Regions from separate parts of the Homo sapiens genome. Here regions 2 and 3 are each linked to region 1. A link is a contact called in ENCODE Hi-C or POLR2A ChIA-PET data. All regions are on one chromosome and are shown on one strand. Each heading gives the region's core, a stretch centred on a gene start or an enhancer-like site at or near the end of the contact. The rest is flanking DNA. Distances are from core to core; before and after follow the strand shown.

Region 1 (2,926 bases), core at 297-2,796:
GTATCATATTTAGATAGTGGGGAAGGACTTCATTCCTTTTATATCAGCTGTGTAGTGAACAAAAAAACAAGTATAGAAAAATTTACTCAATTGACTGAAATTTACTTGTTAGATATTTTAACTGTACCATTCCAAATGGCTAGTGGGGAATGATACGTCCTTCCTAGGTAGCCTGAACCCCTTGGCTTTGTTGGATCTAGGTAAATTGTCATAGTGTCCTCTAGCACTGATTGGGTGTGGTTGTGGTGAATGAACCCTGTAATGTGCTGCCCAGATCCTCCTTCAGAAATGAAGAACTTATTCTCCCAGCTGCTAGTACTGCCCGTTGATCACTCTCTGCTCTCAGCCACTTTCAGGGCTTGCCTTGGCTAAAAAAATACCCAAGGTCCAACAGGGGCAACACACATCCAATGTCTAAACAATGCAGCTGGTATAAAGGCCTAGCTCCCTTGCCTCAATTTGGGACGGCTCTAAAGAGCCATCCTAATACCAGAGCTTCCCAGAAGATCAGCCAAGGCCTTCATTGGGACCAGCAGTTTAACCTCTCCCTCTAACCAGTCATGTTTCCATCCCCTTCTTTCTACAGGTATTGGCTCCAAGAGCACTTCCTAATAAACACCCTATATGCTGATCTCCATCTCAGAGTCTCATCCCTGGTGGCCTCACACTGTGACAGTCATCTTTAGTTCTGATGTTAGTCTAACATTTGATCTGTTCTGATCTCAAGTCCTCAATAAAAAATTCAGATTTATTCTTGGCTCACAGACTTACTTTTTATGAATGTCCTAGATGGAGACACTAAAGGTCTCTGCTCTGAAAGCTGTCACTCTCCTTTGAGGATATAAGTTTAAGAAGGAATAACAGATATATCTGCACACCTTTAGCAATCAAACCAAACCCAGTATGCATCAAACCAAACTACAGCAAGCAGTTCTTTGAAGGTTGGAAGCCATTTACTTCATCCGAATTGTGGGGTCCTACTTCTAGTCTCTCCATAAGGCAGAAACTGTCCTACTCAGGGTGGATCCCTAGTGCCTTGCACAGAGCCACAAACAGAAGAGGCGCTTGGTATGCGTTTAGTGAATGAATGAATGTATGCCTGGGTAGAAAGATGAACCAACCAATGCAGTCCCCCATGGCAGTGCTTGAGAGCCCCTAGAACTGAAAATGACCAACTCAAGGTAAGGAGATGGGAGGGACAAGAAGGATCAAGGGAATGAGGGGCAAATAGGAAAGTCCATAAGGAGGAAACAGAAGATTGAATCAAATCAAGCCAGTCTTCTACTAAAGGAGAGTTCTGCAACCTCAACCACTCTTTAACTTTCTCTCACCTTAGTCACTTGTCACCACTTCCTCACCTCCATTCAACCTACTAAACTATAGCAGCATATTATAGTCCCTGCTTTATTGCTACATTATTTGTGGCATTGTGAGAATTTGTCTGTGGCACCAGAATAGTCCTGGCTAACTCTAAATTCTTTTTATAGTAAGCCTCTTCTGCAGCAGTTGAAATTGAAATTAGAAACATGCGGGCCTTGAGCACTAAGCTGGGGCTGATGAGCAGGAAGTGGTAAATGAATAACTACCTTATTAGATCATATTTTCATTGTACAATTCCTTAGAACAAAGACACTTGCAGCCACAAGACTTGCTACCTAGTGATATAGTTGCGCTGAAGCCAGTAATAATTGTACCATGCTAAAAGCCTATTCAAATCCATCATTGGGAAATATAAGGAAACTTCAGACACTTCAGGATTTACTATATTTTTTCTGGATAAACTATGACTTAATAAGGGAAGTTTTAAAAGTGATTCAGGGCATCAACTAACATGACAGAAAATATTTTAAACAATGGCATAAATGGATCAGTGTTCTCTTGTTTAAAACTAAAATCTATTCTTTTTCTTTTTTTCTTTTTTAAGCGAAAAGACATTTAAGACAAAAGCCTTTAGGGGTCCTTTCAAATTCTCAAATGTCTGACTAGGGTTTCAAATAACAATGGATTAGAGAAGAAACCTCCCCCAACTATACCATACTTAAACACATTAATTATTACACTAGGCTGAACAAACTAATCCTGAATGCTCAACAATGTTATTAGTACTAGAGGCAGCACTATTTGAAAGCTTTCACTTTTCCCCTAGTACTTATGCCTGATTACAGGTGTAAGAAAGTTTCCTATAGTATGTGTCTCACAAAATCCACTGTGAATGTTTGCCACATTTCATATCATGTGAAACATTAGGCATGTGTATAGATAGGGTAGAACTCAGCATGCAGCACTGATCAGATGATTATAAAGCATGAGGCAGAAACCAAATAGGTGGGCAGTTTTTTACTAACCACACAGAACTGCTTCATAAGATTACTCCCAAGAGTCCAGGTTCTAGTAAAATTATTTATGGTTAAGTGTTATAAGGTTATGCAAAGAATGTATCGACAATAACCAACTCCAGTTTTTCATGGATGCCATTATTATTTAGGGTTCCCATATTTAGTTACCTTCTAACAGTATAGGTCTGTTTCAAAAATGAACTTTGGAGAAAGTTTAAAAATTATGATCTTTTTAAAACAATTATTAGCCAAATAATCTCCCAATGAATGGATAGTGATTCAAATTTAGTAAACCATAATTTAAGAAGTTCTATTGTTTACAGTTACTCCCAGAATAACTTAATTCAGCAATGTTCCAGGTTTATCCTATGCCCACACTCTTGCAGAACAGCCTGTCAGTTACCCGCATTCCTACACCTGAGGGTGGAAGGAAATCATGTAAAATGTCAATAACGAAAGGGGTAAAAAGAATTTTCAGAACCTGATTTTCCCCATTCCTTAGGATGTGCTCAGAGCAATGGGAGGGGAGAAAAAGAAAGAATATGTACATGTTAAAGGAAACCATAAAGGTTATCCACGTTTACATAACC
Region 2 (2,926 bases), core at 235-2,734, 440 kb before region 1:
TTTGCTTCTATAAGTAGACATCACATGATTACTTCTATTGACCAATAAGAAACTAGTAAAATCAGGCAGTCACCCACCATTCTTTTCTAATGTTCTTTTTCTTATTCTATTCAACCTTTTCAGTATATTCTTAAGAAGCCAAATCAAGAAATTAGACATTCATGCCTAAAATAAAATTGCGTTACCTTATACATCATGAACAGGAACCTGTTGTATATAACACGGGTATTCAAAGCTTTATTGTCTTTTTCTAGAACCCTTTAACATAAAGGCAGCTCAGATTCAAGATTAGAAAACTGAATTCAACAGGCAGGAACACGCATACGAAACCAGTAAGAACTACTAATCACGACCTCTCAAAATGTCATGAACCATATAGATAGAAATAACCCCCCTTTTGCTGTACTAATGTAATCCAATAGAACAAACTTAAAATTCGTGACACAAATGTAAGAAACAAAAAACAAAAATCTATTGCCATTGTAATCTACCCTTCCCAATCAGGAGAGGTGTTTCCGACGCATTACTTGAACTTTCATTTTGTACAACTTTCATCTTGTAAGGTTCTAACTAAATACTTGACATCTTAATGCAGAGGAAAGGAAAGGAGGGCAAGTAGACTAATTCTGAAAGCATCCCTTCAAATTTCATACATGCTATTCAGACTAAATGGAAATCTACATCCATGGAAAGTTAATGTCGCAATTCTACTAAACAGCCCATTCTGATTTTATGTTTCTCCTCCACTAACAAGAAAAAATAAAACAACCAAATCTAGCTGTATTACATATGTTTAGCTAAACTGATAGCACTCAGCTCATTTTTGTTAATTACCTGGCTTCTTCTCAGTCTTTATGCGGTATTCTCGTGCTGCTCTTTTTTAGAACTCCTCACTGTTTATGTGTTCTCTGTTCAACACAGTTGTTAGGGGTCTGTGAACAATTTTTCAATTCCCACACACGCATATGATATCTATTAGGGAGCAATGCCACTTTTCACTTACCAATTCTGGATAAAGGAGTATTTCCTGGTGACAGAATGCTGCTGCTTCCGTTCACTAAAACTCCCTCTTCGCAGCTTGATAAATCTGATTATAAAACGTCTTTGTTCCAGATCACACGAGGCGCTTTTCCTACAAAAGTTTTCTAAAGAGTTATCTGCATTTCATTCCTGTGACAAAACAAATCAGAACAAGGGGGGTGGGGGGGGGAACAGGGAATAAGTCCACACAAGTTCCTGGCAAAGATTTTAAGCTGCATTTTTCTGAGTTTAATCAGTAACCTATATTAAAGTGACAGTTACCAGTTCAGGAAGCCTAGAGTTTGATCAAGTCGGTCACAACCACTTTGAGAGTCTTCCACTGGTGTGCGGACTCCAAGAAAGCAGTCACTTGGTCATCTATCACATGTGGCTGAATCACTGGACAGACCACCCCCGCCCCACACACCCCCAGCCCCCGTTGAGCAGCAGCCCAGGCAGGAGAGTGGCCGGACGCCCGACCCAAGACCTCTTATAGGGACCCGCCAATTAGCTGCTGACCAATCGCAGCCAGCACCTAGTACCTAAGTCACATGATAGGGCAGTCCCTATGACTGCAGGATTTCTGAATTACTGGGGTTACACAAAGGACACTCATTCAGGAAAAGAGAAAAAAAGCCATAAGCCGAAACAGAAAACGCCCAGGCTGCGACAACTACGGCTTTAAAACAGGGAACACCCCAGCCTCACACAGACAGAGAAAGAGCCACAACCAAGCCAGGATGAAAATCAGAAGAATGTCTGGCACATATTAAAAAATAATCCCAAAGCAGACGCTGAGTTTACAAACCCACTTCAGCTATAAATCTACTCCTCCTTCCCCTTCCTCTATAGTCTCCAATAATTTTACATTCTAAACTTTTTTATTTTAAAAAGCTCCAGTGAGCCTCTGCAAAACCGCTGTAAGAAAATGTGCGAGACACATGAGCCTCTCTTCCCATCCCCTCAAAATACCCCTGAAGGAGATTCAAATTGGCCATGAAAAGATTCCTAAGTGAAATACATTTCTTTTAAAATAGTTAAATAAATTAAGTGAAATTAAACATTGCCAGAACAGATTCGTATGGTAACTAACAAATCATCTCTCTCTCAATCATTTTAAACTGTACACATCAAGGACACTCTTGTTAAGTAAACGAGCCCACTTTGTGAACTAGATACCCATTTATTTTTATTTGAATGCCCCCAATTTGTCTCTTAAACACCTTTTATGTTTAGGAAGAAATTCAACTGCGAACACCCCTACCATTGCTCCGACCTCCAAAAATGGTACTTACAAATGTTCCTTGTTTGGATCTGTCGACTTCTTCTCCCCTCCCCCGACATTTGGAGTCAAAATATGGGCTCAACCTCATCCTTCAAACCTAAAGGCCCTATTTTGATCGTGCAAGACTGCAACAGCTCCTTCTCCCAGGCAAGCCCAGAACACTGTGCCGCTTGCCATTCCCAATTTATGGAAGGAAGTGTATGTCAAACAAACCAGGTGATGACTCAGACTGCCTCCTCCAGCCACGTTTTCCCTAGAATGGGAGGGTAGTTTAAGTGCAGCCCATTTGGATGTGACTCAGTTTTATTAGACTGGTGGCTGTAGCTAAGCTGACAAGCTCACATTTTTTTTAAATAACTTGTACATTTAGAGATCAGGACGCACATTCCAACTGGTTTCAAGAATTGAATCATGTAAACAGGAGAGATGCAAGATTATTTTTAAGGTATGGCAACGCTCTGGCTCTGTTCCCTAATATTTTAAATTTCAGAACTGTGCACTGAAATTTTTACAATGGAGGCAACCAAACGTTTTAATTCACACAAGAGTAGCAAACAGGTTTTCTACATTTAGGTTTACTTGAGGTCTTTACCATGAGGGACTTGGACTCCTTCCATCCTG
Region 3 (2,926 bases), core at 250-2,749, 410 kb before region 1:
CTCACGCCAACATCAACCTGATGGTGAGCTTTCTGAGTAAGGTGTCTTTGTTGGTTGGTTGAGGCCTTCACGTCCTTCTTAGTTTGGGAGGCACTTGCATTTCATATAGCATCACCACATCTATCGGAGTTGATTTGGGGAAGGTGGGTGTGGAGCAGTGATAAAGGAAAACGTTACATCTCTGTGGAAATTCCAGGCCTTTCCACTTCTTTCAGGTACACCAGAGTTCACTGTGGTCATTATATTCAGAAGACTCACACAGTGCAAAAGGCAGTATTTTGGGGAATGAAGCCATAAACCAGTAAAATAAGCCTCAGACTGTTTCCCCAATTTATTATTCTCATTATTCTCATCTCCCATACACAGTATGTTACATGGGGTGCAACAAAACCAAGAAGTTGTTTAAGGATCAAAAATCACTTCTATTTTTAAAAAATAACTTGTAATAGAAATATTTTTGCAATATTTAAGGCAGTAAAAATTTAGCACTCTTAGATAGCCCAAACTGTTACTTTAAAAACCAGATAAATATATATGATGCTTAAATGTGGCAAATATTTTGAAAACATTGACTAGTATTTAAGATATCAATTTTAAAGAATAAAATATTTGATTCATTAATTTGTCTTTTGTTTTAAAACTCAGTTACTGTCATAATAAAAAAAGTTGGCAAAATAAGGTTCACTTTTCAATTGCTTTGTAATTTGTCGTCCTTTTTCCTACCTCCCAGTGTGTGAGAGACAGCTACACAAGTTAAGGCAAAATATAAAACTCCCCTATGGCTCAATTTCCTTTTAAGTAACATGAGGAAATTGTCAATGATTTGTTTCTGCCCCTCATAACTTTTGAGAATAAGTAAAACTTATAAAGTACTTTGCAAATACAAAAAGCTGTTTTAAAAGATGGGGCAGGGGATGGACAAGCAGAATAAATATTTCTAGGTCAAAATTCTTATTTCATAACTACCTTTTAATTTTCTAAGTCTCCTGTATTTTCAAAATGTATTTTATAACAGCCACAATCCCTAGAGAAGCATTTTTAGTAAACACTCTTTGAACTGAGGAAGAACTGTCTCAGATTTGCAGCCTAAGGAGACACGATGACTAAAAACACTGTGGGATCCTGGATGGGATCCTGGAACAGAAAAAGGACATAAGTGGAAAAACTGGTGAAATCCAAATAAAGTCTGCAGTTTAGTTAGTAGTTCTGTACCAATGTTAATTTCCTGGCCTTGATAAGTATACCACGGTTAACAGAGAAAGCTGGGCAAAGGGTATATGGGAACTCTCTGTACTATATTTACAATTTTTTTTTTTTTTTTTTTTTTTGAGACAGAGTTTTGCTCTTGTTGCCCAGGCTGGAGTGCAATGACGCGATCTCAGCTCACCACAACCTCCGCCTCCCGAGTTCAAGCGATTCTCCTGCCTCAGCGCCCCCCCCCGAGTAGCTGAGATTACAGGCATGCGCCACCATGCCCAGAGGCTAATTTTGTATTTTTAGTAGAGACGGGGTTTCTCCATGTTGGTCAGGCTGGTCACGAAATCCCGACCTCTGGTGATCCACCCGCTTCGGCCTCCCAAAGTGCTGAGATTACAGGCATGAGCCACCGCACCCAGCCTATTTTTACAATTCTTCTGCAAATTTAAAATTAGTTCAAAATCAATAGTTTTTAAAAATCATTCTTTGAGTAAGAAAATCAATTGTTACATGTTTTATTAAGAACCTAACTCTTGGCCAGGCATGGTGGCTCATGCCTGTAATCCAAACACTTTGGGAGGCCGAGTCAGGAAGATCGCCTGGAGCCCAGGAGTTCAAGACCAGCCTGGGCAATGTGGCAAGACCCTGTCTCCGTAACGAGGGGAAAAAAAAGAACCTAAATCTAAATTAGTGTGTACTGTAATACATTATAGTGAAATGTTTCCACTAGATGGCACTCTGTTTTCTTCAGTGACCAGAGACACCTCTTCACACTTCTAGTATCCATCACCTGATAGAAATATTTCTTGAGCTTATTTTATAGCTCCAGTGGGCACACGTCTTTGTATAATTTATTCCGTGATTTGAGTCAAAAATATTGTTTGCTTTATTTTCTTAAAATGCCTTCTTTCAGGTTTCAAGCCTCACTATCATTCCAGAATTTTAAGACAAGGTTTGTGAATCCAGTCATTCAACATATTCAGTAAGCCATTACTTTGTGCCACTATTATCTCTACAGTCTGAGGAAACCCATTCTCTTTAGCATTGACCAACATAAAAACTGTCCATCCTCCTACACATTTGCAAACTGCATAAGATTCAAAGAGTAACTCTGAGCAAGGAGGAAACAAATGCTTTCCACCTTGTTTGCATGACTCTTTGATGATGCTGGACACCCCACTGATTTTTACTGCTTAAACAAAGGGTTAGCTATTCAAGAATAACTTCTAGCTTCCTTTTGTATGTCAAAGCTGAAAACCAAAGTTCTTTTTTAAATTAAAACCAAATAGCTAGGAGTTCACCAGTTCCAATGAGGTTCGGCTTCTGCACTCCAATCATATTTATTAATATCTATAGCATTTCCTGGTCCATTCAATAACCTCCTTAATAAAACATTTCTGTTGTCCATACTCCTCAGCTCATCACTGCTCTCTGCTGAAAAGCTCCAATAAACCCAAGACTCTAAGTTCCATCCAGTACTGAAGTTTCATTTTAGGAAAGGTATTTCAAACTTTGCTAATATGAGTTTTTTTTAAAGAAAAAACAAACTCATTCGGGGGCTTACATGTCAAAATGAAAATAGAGTCATGCTGTTTATTAACCAGTTTCCAAAGTGCTAAACCTAGATGAGATTGGAAAACTTTCAATCTCTGACTTTACAGAATAAACGCTTATAATACTTCAGAATGAATTGGAAATAGTGATTCTGCATAAGAGAGACGATACTTGT

The links. A loop is a pair of places that touch in the nucleus more often than their neighbours do. ChIA-PET counts read pairs that join two places held with the same protein, here RNA polymerase II (POLR2A). Pooled maps may share reads with other maps.
Region 2: a loop to region 1 is called in a map of PC-9, with 10 times the contacts of the local background. The contact joins the promoter of MIR222HG here to the enhancer-like site in region 1. A Hi-C loop is called at or near these places in 1 of 168 maps with a recorded cell type or tissue (PC-9) and 2 of 50 pooled maps. POLR2A ChIA-PET finds 5 or more read pairs at or near these places in 2 of 52 experiments (A549 and HCT116).
Region 3: a loop to region 1 is called in a pooled map, with 2.8 times the contacts of the local background. The contact joins two enhancer-like sites. A Hi-C loop is called at or near these places in 1 of 168 maps with a recorded cell type or tissue (CD8-positive, alpha-beta T cell), 1 of 37 single-sample maps with no recorded cell type and 4 of 50 pooled maps. POLR2A ChIA-PET finds 5 or more read pairs at or near these places in 1 of 52 experiments (activated CD4-positive, alpha-beta T cell).

The regions. Positions count from the first base shown.
Region 1 is chrX:46,207,090-46,210,015 of GRCh38, forward strand. No RefSeq gene overlaps it. Among named protein-coding and RNA genes, the nearest start is that of LINC01186, 120 kb to the right of the region's middle. Within about 2 kb of position 1,547, at least 4 of the 41 ENCODE cell types and tissues checked have a DNase peak (open chromatin) inside an H3K27ac peak, as active enhancers do; they include HCT116 and PC-9, where a contact is called at or near this core.
Region 2 is chrX:45,768,783-45,771,708 of GRCh38, forward strand. It overlaps MIR222HG (miR222/221 cluster host gene), which reads right to left and starts at 1,485. Exons shown (of 2, transcript NR_170290.1): 1 at 1,303-1,485; 2 at 1-1,170.
Region 3 is chrX:45,799,817-45,802,742 of GRCh38, forward strand. No RefSeq gene overlaps it. Among named protein-coding and RNA genes, the nearest start is that of MIR222HG, 31 kb to the left of the region's middle. RefSeq lists an enhancer at 2,064-2,642. Within about 2 kb of position 1,500, at least 3 of the 41 ENCODE cell types and tissues checked have a DNase peak (open chromatin) inside an H3K27ac peak, as active enhancers do.